2 separate regions of the Homo sapiens genome follow, and region 2 is linked to region 1. A link is a contact called in ENCODE Hi-C data. All regions are on one chromosome and are shown on one strand. Each heading gives the region's core, a stretch centred on a gene start or an enhancer-like site at or near the end of the contact. The rest is flanking DNA. Distances are from core to core; before and after follow the strand shown.

The links. Hi-C counts contacts between places; a loop is a spot of excess contacts on that map. Pooled maps may share reads with other maps.
Region 2: a loop to region 1 is called in a map of naive thymus-derived CD4-positive, alpha-beta T cell, with 9 times the contacts of the local background. The contact joins the promoter of AFTPH here to the promoter of C2orf74-AS1 in region 1. A Hi-C loop is called at or near these places in 1 of 168 maps with a recorded cell type or tissue (naive thymus-derived CD4-positive, alpha-beta T cell), 1 of 37 single-sample maps with no recorded cell type and 7 of 50 pooled maps.

What each region holds. Positions count from the first base shown.
Region 1 is chr2:61,176,216-61,179,886 of GRCh38, reverse strand. It overlaps C2orf74-AS1 (C2orf74 antisense RNA 1), which reads left to right and starts at 1,602. Exons shown (of 2, transcript NR_183879.1): 1 at 1,602-1,781. It also overlaps the pseudogene AHSA2P. RefSeq lists a silencer at 2,147-2,696.
Region 2 is chr2:64,522,173-64,525,843 of GRCh38, reverse strand. AFTPH (aftiphilin) reads right to left here and starts at 1,516. Exons shown (of 10, transcript NM_203437.4): 1 at 1,232-1,516. AFTPH-DT (AFTPH divergent transcript) reads left to right here and starts at 1,689. Exons shown (of 1, transcript NR_136167.1): 1 at 1,689-3,655. MIR4434 (microRNA 4434) reads right to left here and starts at 331; the gene lies at 279-331. RefSeq lists enhancers at 637-1,137, 1,138-1,638, 1,740-1,959 and silencers at 1,010-1,259, 1,270-1,349, 1,380-1,539.

The DNA.
Region 1 (3,671 bases), core at 353-2,852:
TGTGAAATGTTCAGAGGCCAATCCAGAGAAAACGGGTGAGCAGACACCAGGGACTGGGGAAGAGGAGGGCAACAAGAGTGACTGCTCATGGGTCCAGGGTTTTGTTTTGGGGTGGTGAAATGTTCCTAAATTGATTGTAGTGATGGCTGCACAACTCTGTGACTATACCGAAAACCAATAAATTATACACACTAAATGAGTGAATTATGTCTCAAAAAAGCCGTTTTTAAAAGAAATCCCTACCCTACTGAATGACAGAAAGAGGGAGCAGGACAGTAAGCAAAATAGTTTTGTAAAGCAAGTTTCAGTGCCTTGGGGAAAAATAAAGTAGGGAAGAAAGATGGCACAAGGCAGGAGTCTCCAAGGATGCACAGAGATGGCTTTACTCAGGACAAAGACCTGAAGGAGGCAGGCAGCTACCTGGGGGAAGAGTGCTCCAGGCAGCAATGCCGGGAGACTCCTGTTCACAAGGGCCTGGTAGAAGAGGGCCCAGCTGACAGCAATGAGCTCTAAGCAGCTGCGAGTGCTGCGAGAAGGGAAATCCCCATCCTTCTTGGCCCATGGAACTCAAGTGTGGCCAGAGTGTCAGGATCTACCAACGCTGATTCAGGAGCCAGTCAGTGTGCCAGGCCCATAGCAGGGGCTGTAAAAACATTCGCTGAATGATGAACGCACTTTGTCCCCAGCCCCACTAGTACCCTGAGGCCCCTGTTACCTTTCCAGCCCAGTTTGATGTTCCACTCATAGAAGAAAATCAGCTTTCCTTTGCGGCTGCTGCACGAAGCCTCCCCTTCCACCTGCTTCAACTCGTTGATCTCGCCGCGGCCAGCGTCATTCTCCACAACGATGCCCACCAGGAGCTCCTGGAACTTCCCTTTGGACAAGCTGGTGGCATCCCGCTCTGTCCTGCCAGGGACCAGAAAGTCGTGAATGGAAGCCCCAGCTGGGATCCACCTGCCTGGGTGCCAGGGTCACGTCCAAGCCCAGCCCAGATCGGCCCAAGTCCTCTCAAGCAGCCTCGAAACCTGCCAACCTCCAATGTGCTCCTCAAACCTGCTTTCTATCAAATTCTTTTCATCCTGCTCAGTTCTTTAAGATATTATTGTCCACTATGCAAGTAGTATTCTGTCTTAAAAACACTGGCTTATTTAAGGGAGGAGGATCTAGCTAGCTCGCCCACTGGAAATAGGCAAAGCCTAGGCCACAGGGAAAGTAGCAGTAGTGAACTAATCAGAATCATGACAATACCAGCTATCAAGTGTCTTCGCATATACATCGTCTAATGTAATCTTCCCAGGCAATATTCTCACTTTAGGGGACAGAAACGAGCTGAGAGAAATGACATGTCCATCGGGCCAAGGCTAGGACACTAGAAAGTCAGATCTAGCTCACGCCTGTAATCCCAGCACTTTAGTAGGCCCAGGCGGGCGGATCACGAGATCTGGAGTTCGAGAGCAGCCTGACCAACATGGTGAAACCCTGTCTCTACTAAAAATACAAACATCAGACGGACGTAGTGGCACGCATCTGTAGTCCCAGCTACTCATGAGGCTGAAGCAGGAGACTCGCTTGAACTCTGGAAGCTGAGGTTGCAGCGAGCCAAGATTGCCCATGCCCTCAGAGCTCCTCCGGACCAGCCAAGTCATGCTCCTCTGGGGACCGGCCTCAGCATCCCCTCGACGGCCTGGAGGGACCACAGCCCCGGCCAGAGGCGCAGGGCAGAGGACATCCCTTCCGGAGGTTCTGCGGCGGAGGGCTGCCGACCTCTCCCCACGCGCCAGGTGAGGCGCGTAAAGGAAGGGGAGCTTGTCTCACTCACAGAGGGCCCGGCTCGCGGGAGGCGCCTGCGGGGTGGGCGCGAACTGAGATCCAAATTTCTGCCCTTTCCACTACGTTCCATACCCCCGCCCCTAACACAGTCTCTCAATCCAGCTCCCTTCTAACTCCCCGAAACATCCAGAGGGGTGGGCGGGAGGAGAAGGGAAGGCCCTCAGGCCACAGACGGTGGGAGTGGAAAGGTCTGTCGGAAGTCACTCTTGGGGCCCAACCCAACTTTCAAAAAGAGGCAGCTGCAACCCTCCTAGCCGGTCTCCGTACTCAAGGACTCTCCCGAGCCGAGAGGCGAAGGCCGAGCCCTGCGTCCAGCAGCTGAGGGGGGGCGGCCCCCTGACCCCCTGGCCCCGCGGCCCCGCACAGACCCCAGGGCAGCCCCGGCTCCCGCGGCCCGGCCCTCCCCAGATCCCGGAAGGAGGCCGCCGCCAGCCGCGCCAGCGCCAGTTGTTCACGTTGGTCCCGTCCTCCCGCTCCTCCACGATCCAGTGGGGGTTCCCCTGGCCCCACTTGGCCATGGCGGCGTGGACTGGGCGGAAAACAAGGAAAGGCCGCGGCGCCTAAGGCTCCGAAGCCAGCGTTTCCGGCCGCCGAGCCCCGGGGCGGCGCGTTCGCAGCTCCCAGAAACTGCCAGAAGGCCCCGCCCCCGGCCCCGCCCCGCCCTGCCGCGGCGCGCCCGGGAGCCCCAGCCGGGATCTGGGAGGCGGGTCGCGCGGGGACGCGGGGACGCGGGGACGCGCGGGCGGGGAGGGGCTGGGGCCGCCGGGGTTCCGCTGCGCGTCTCCTAACGCTAGGGCGGGACGGGGCTGTCTGGGCCGCCTGCGAAGGGCGGAGGGCGCTGCAAGTCCCGCGGTGCTGGCGGGCTCGTGATTCCCGGCGCCGGGAAGCAGGGCGCTGAGTAGCGGGTGCCTGAGAGTCCAACCGGCAGTGTAGACGCGACACCGCCGTCAGGTGGCCTCGGCAGGCTCCCTATAGCTCTCGAGGACACGACCTCGAACGCCCAGGTCGCTGTAAGACCGGCCTTTGGGGCCACAGCGCGCACACGTCACACCGTTTGCGGATTTCGCCTAAGAGCGAGTCCGCGCCCAGTTGCCGCGCTGCGGTTTTTTCCGCGACGCAGTCTCTCGCCCTCCCCCCTTCCCGGCACCTTTCCAACTAGTCCCATGTTACTGCGGGAGTATTTCCATTTTATTCACGTAATAATCCTTTAGAGAGAACGAAAGAATGTGATTGCAAACGCATGTTACTGCAAACTGATGCACTTTATCATGGAGTATTAATGATTCCTTTCACGAATTTTCGGCTTCTAGCTAAAACTTTGCACGAACTATTTGGACAATGTTACTGGGGTGTTCTCTGCTAACTACATGGGTAGTTAGCACAGAAATGGGTAGAACAGTGAAAAGGTGGAAGCATCTGACTGTTCTCTTCCCCTGTGCCGACCTGTCCTTTGCCTGCGGTCATCCACGAAATACACTCACGAGTGGAGACATTTTCTCCATTTGCCTACCGGAGCTACCACCTTCCAACATTATCTTCCAGAAAGCTACAACAGTCATGTAAACACACTGCTTAAAGGCGTTTTGACCTCAAAACAAAAAGACGTTTTGATTTCACCTTTCACACTTCACTAAAGCAGCTATAACAGAGTCACATGAAGGAGCAGCGTGGTGGGGTTGCCTGATCTTAAGAAGCCTCATTTCCGCTGCTAAGGAGCTTGCACTTGGCCATACAGGCAATGGGCAACCACTGAGGCAACCTAAATGGAGAAATGACACGATCAGATGTGTTCTAGAACAATCAGTCTTGGCCGGGCGCGGTGGCTCACGCCTGTAATCCCA
Region 2 (3,671 bases), core at 267-2,766, 3.3 Mb before region 1:
ACAGATACTTTGTTTAAACAAATATACCTCTGCGAAGTGTTAAAAATGACTACTAAAAAAGCCAACATTTAAACTGGTAAAGCATATAAAATGTACGTGACTGTGTTAATTATATTAACATAATAATGTTGAAACATTTGTTGTCCCTAGAGTTTAGCATATATTTTAATGTCTAAGAGGTTAACTGAAAGCAACAATTAAGTGTAGCATCAAAGATAAACTCTGTGTCTCCCCTCCACCAAATAAAATCCTCGGAATAGGAGGTGGAAGGAAGACTTACACTGTAGGAAAAGTTGAAAACCAAAGTTCTACTTTACTTCTCCTAAAGTGAGAACTTTGAAACGGAACCATTACTTTTGTTTCATCCCCCCGCCCAGTAAAAAATTTACATGTATGAGTCAGTTCTTCCCTCGGCCCCAACAGAAAAGATTCAGTATAACCAAGCTATAACTTGCACAAAGCAACAAGGAAAAAAAAACCTTGCTATCCCCATTACTTTCCTAATAGAGCAAGGACCCTACCACCCCTCACTCCATACTCTGCCTCTGCCCCAAGCAAGACGCAGCACCTGCCAAACCAGGCACTTAAGGAATATGGTCCAACTTTTCAAACGCAAACTGGAGAGGAGACGCAGATAATTTCTTGAAGAGTGCAAGAAGACAGCAGAAAAGGTACTCTGAGGAAGGGATGCGTGAGCTTTGGGGCTGTCCCCTCTGCCTGTTGGAGGATTCCAAATTCGCTTGCTTCAGAGACCCTTGGAAGCAGCACACTCAGGTCGCGGCCAGCCTCGGGCCTCGGTGAAGGAGGCAGTGTTTACACCTGTCACGAGGGAGGGGGAAGGAGAGCGAAGAAGCCCAAGCAAAGCCCCAAACTTCTGAACAGCTCCCTGGAGAACGCAGCCAGCGCGGAGCTTTGGGAGGTGGAAGCAAAGGGGCAGGGAGAGCCGGCGGTGGCCGGGGAGGGAAGGACTCCCACTTACCCGGCCGGTGCCCGGGATGGCGAGGAGGGGGCCGTGCGCTTCGGGCGCCACCAGCGGCGTTCCCGCACTCGCCGCAGAAGAGAGCAGAGCCGGGAGCCCGCAGGCCCGCAGAGCCAGCTCCGTCCTCACAGCTCCCGGCTCCGCGGCGGGCAGATGCTCCCGGCCCGGGTGAGGGTCTGGCTGCTGGGCCGGGCCTGGTCCCCGCACCCTCTTTCCCCGGCGCAGCTAGGGGAGCGGAGCGGCGGCGCTTACCTGGCTCCTTCGGGGCGGCTGCGATGGGCATGGCTCAGGGGCCCGGGGAGGAACTGACTCCCCGGGGAAGGACCGTCTATTCCGACGCGGAACTGGTGAGAGCGGAAGGCCGGCTGCTCACAGCCCTGTCAGCGCAGCAGCACCATGGACGCCCACCCGGAGTTTCACCGCTGCCGCGGGACCCCCATCCCACTACCCTCCGCCCTCTTCCGCCGCCGCCGCCGCCTCCTCCACCTCCTCCGCGGAGACCCCCCGCCCACTCCACACACTCTCCCATCATGCAGCGGGGGAACCGCTGCCGCCGACACGTCACTTCCGGGCGCAGGTGGCTAGGTCGGGACCGGGCGCTGGTGGGTGCTGTGGGGTGGGGGAGGACACTCCAGGGGAATTGGTGTCACAGAACGCTTATCCCTGCGCAGGCGCTGTCGTGCAGAGCGCCGACCGCCATTTTGGGTGCGGGCAAGCTGCCCTTTCCTTTTACTTCCTTGCGAGTCATAGAGCTGTAGGGGGATAGACGTCTTCCCGCACTCAGGCGCCGGTTGAGGCTGCGCTCCTGGCGAAGGACAGGTGCTCCTTTCAGCCGGTTAACGTTCAGCTCAAGACCGGATTAAGTCTCTTGCTCTCCAAATAAAATTGTAAAGGTTTGGAAATATAGAACCACATTTTTACCAAAAACCTACTAGAGAGCATTCGTCAGCTTGCCCTTTTCGCCCCGAAAAACGACTTTTTCATTCACAGCCTGTCTCTTCCTCTTTTTAAATTTATGCCGACAGAGGAAGAAGCTGATATTTAACAAATAACAAGAGGTTGCGATAAATAGAATTTAAGGTGGGAAAGCAGCCGCCAAACTGACAAATCGTCTTCGAGACCGACAAGAAAATAGTAGTCCGGAATTTGGCTAATGGATGGAGAAGGTGGTCGTTTTTCATAGACCCTTACGGAGAATATCTAGTGAAGCTAAAGAGATCACCATAAACTTATGCATTCAAACGCATTTCTGGAACAGAGGTCGTAACCGATTTTGTTTCCATCATCAGTCCTGAACAGTTGATTATTTATATAATCAACTGTTATTTATATAAAGGTAATAAAAATATTACCTTTCCTCCTCCTTTACAATGAATATCTGTTAGAACACCTGCCAGTGTAACAATCAGACTACAAGGCTACAGGATTATGATTACTGTCTCGGATGATGAGCCCGGGGTCCTACAAATCATGACCCCCGCCGGCCCCTCATTCTGCCCATATTTGCCAAACGTCTGCATCAGTAATTTGAATAATTTAAAATAGTTCCAAAACAGCAAAGCTCAGCAGTTACGCAAAGAAACAAGAATGGAAAACATCCCCTCAGGCACAGAGAAGTGTCCACCCCTTTGGGTGGAGGAATTATACAAATCAGGAGAAAGATAAGGACAATAGCAGTTCATCACGATTTATCCCGCCTCTGCAATGTTCTAGACAAATTAACTCGGAGCGCTCCAATGGACCCGCATTTGTCTCTTTACTATTCAATCGCTGTAAGATATACGGAGACTGCATCACTTTAAATGGGAGTATCAATTGCTTTGTGGTTATGCTGGATTTTGTGTTATTGCTCAGTCACTAAAGTAAGAAAAATCTATATGGCTTGTCAAATTTATGCCTATTGTATTTCGCCCCCTGCTGGTTTAGCTCGTGTGCAAGCTTGAATTTGTGTGTGTGTAGAAACTAGAAATTGATTTTAAACGAACACATGCTTGTTTTCATTTTACAGCTCTACTAAACAGAAATATCAAAATAAGAACATATGACTAGACCTTAAAGCAGACCCTACACTAAGAACATGTTTAAACTAAATGAATTTAAACTGCACTCCAGCCTGCGCGACAGAGTGAAACCCTGTCTAAAAAAAAATTAAATTAAATTGCACACCCCCCATCAGCTTACAATTTTGTAATAGGGAAATTGAGTACCTATTTGGCCAACTAACTTGTAATTGGTAATCTTACATGTAATTCCGAAGACAGTGCCCTAATGCTCATGACATTTTATTACAAAGGGAAAGTATTTGAGTGTTTTTAAGGTGATAAATCTGTGGGAAATATAAAGTCCATTTCATTTGGAGTCAATGATAGTATTGTTTTTATTTACCTTTTAAAAATTATGGCCATAACTGCATTACCTAAGATTTGGCATCAAGAAAAGAAGAAGAAAAAAATTACCAGTTAACATTTGTTGTATTTACTTCTAGTTTTTTTTTCCTGTGCGTACTTTTTACAAACTTGTAATCATAATTTAAGTAGATTTTGTGTCCCTTTTGTGTTGTAAGCATTTCCACCCATCGTTTAATGTAAAACCTTAATTTTAATTGGCTGCTTAGTAGTCAATGGAATGACCACTATATGGATAGTTTTCAGTATTATAAAATAATACTTAGATGAACATTTTGTGTGTGTGG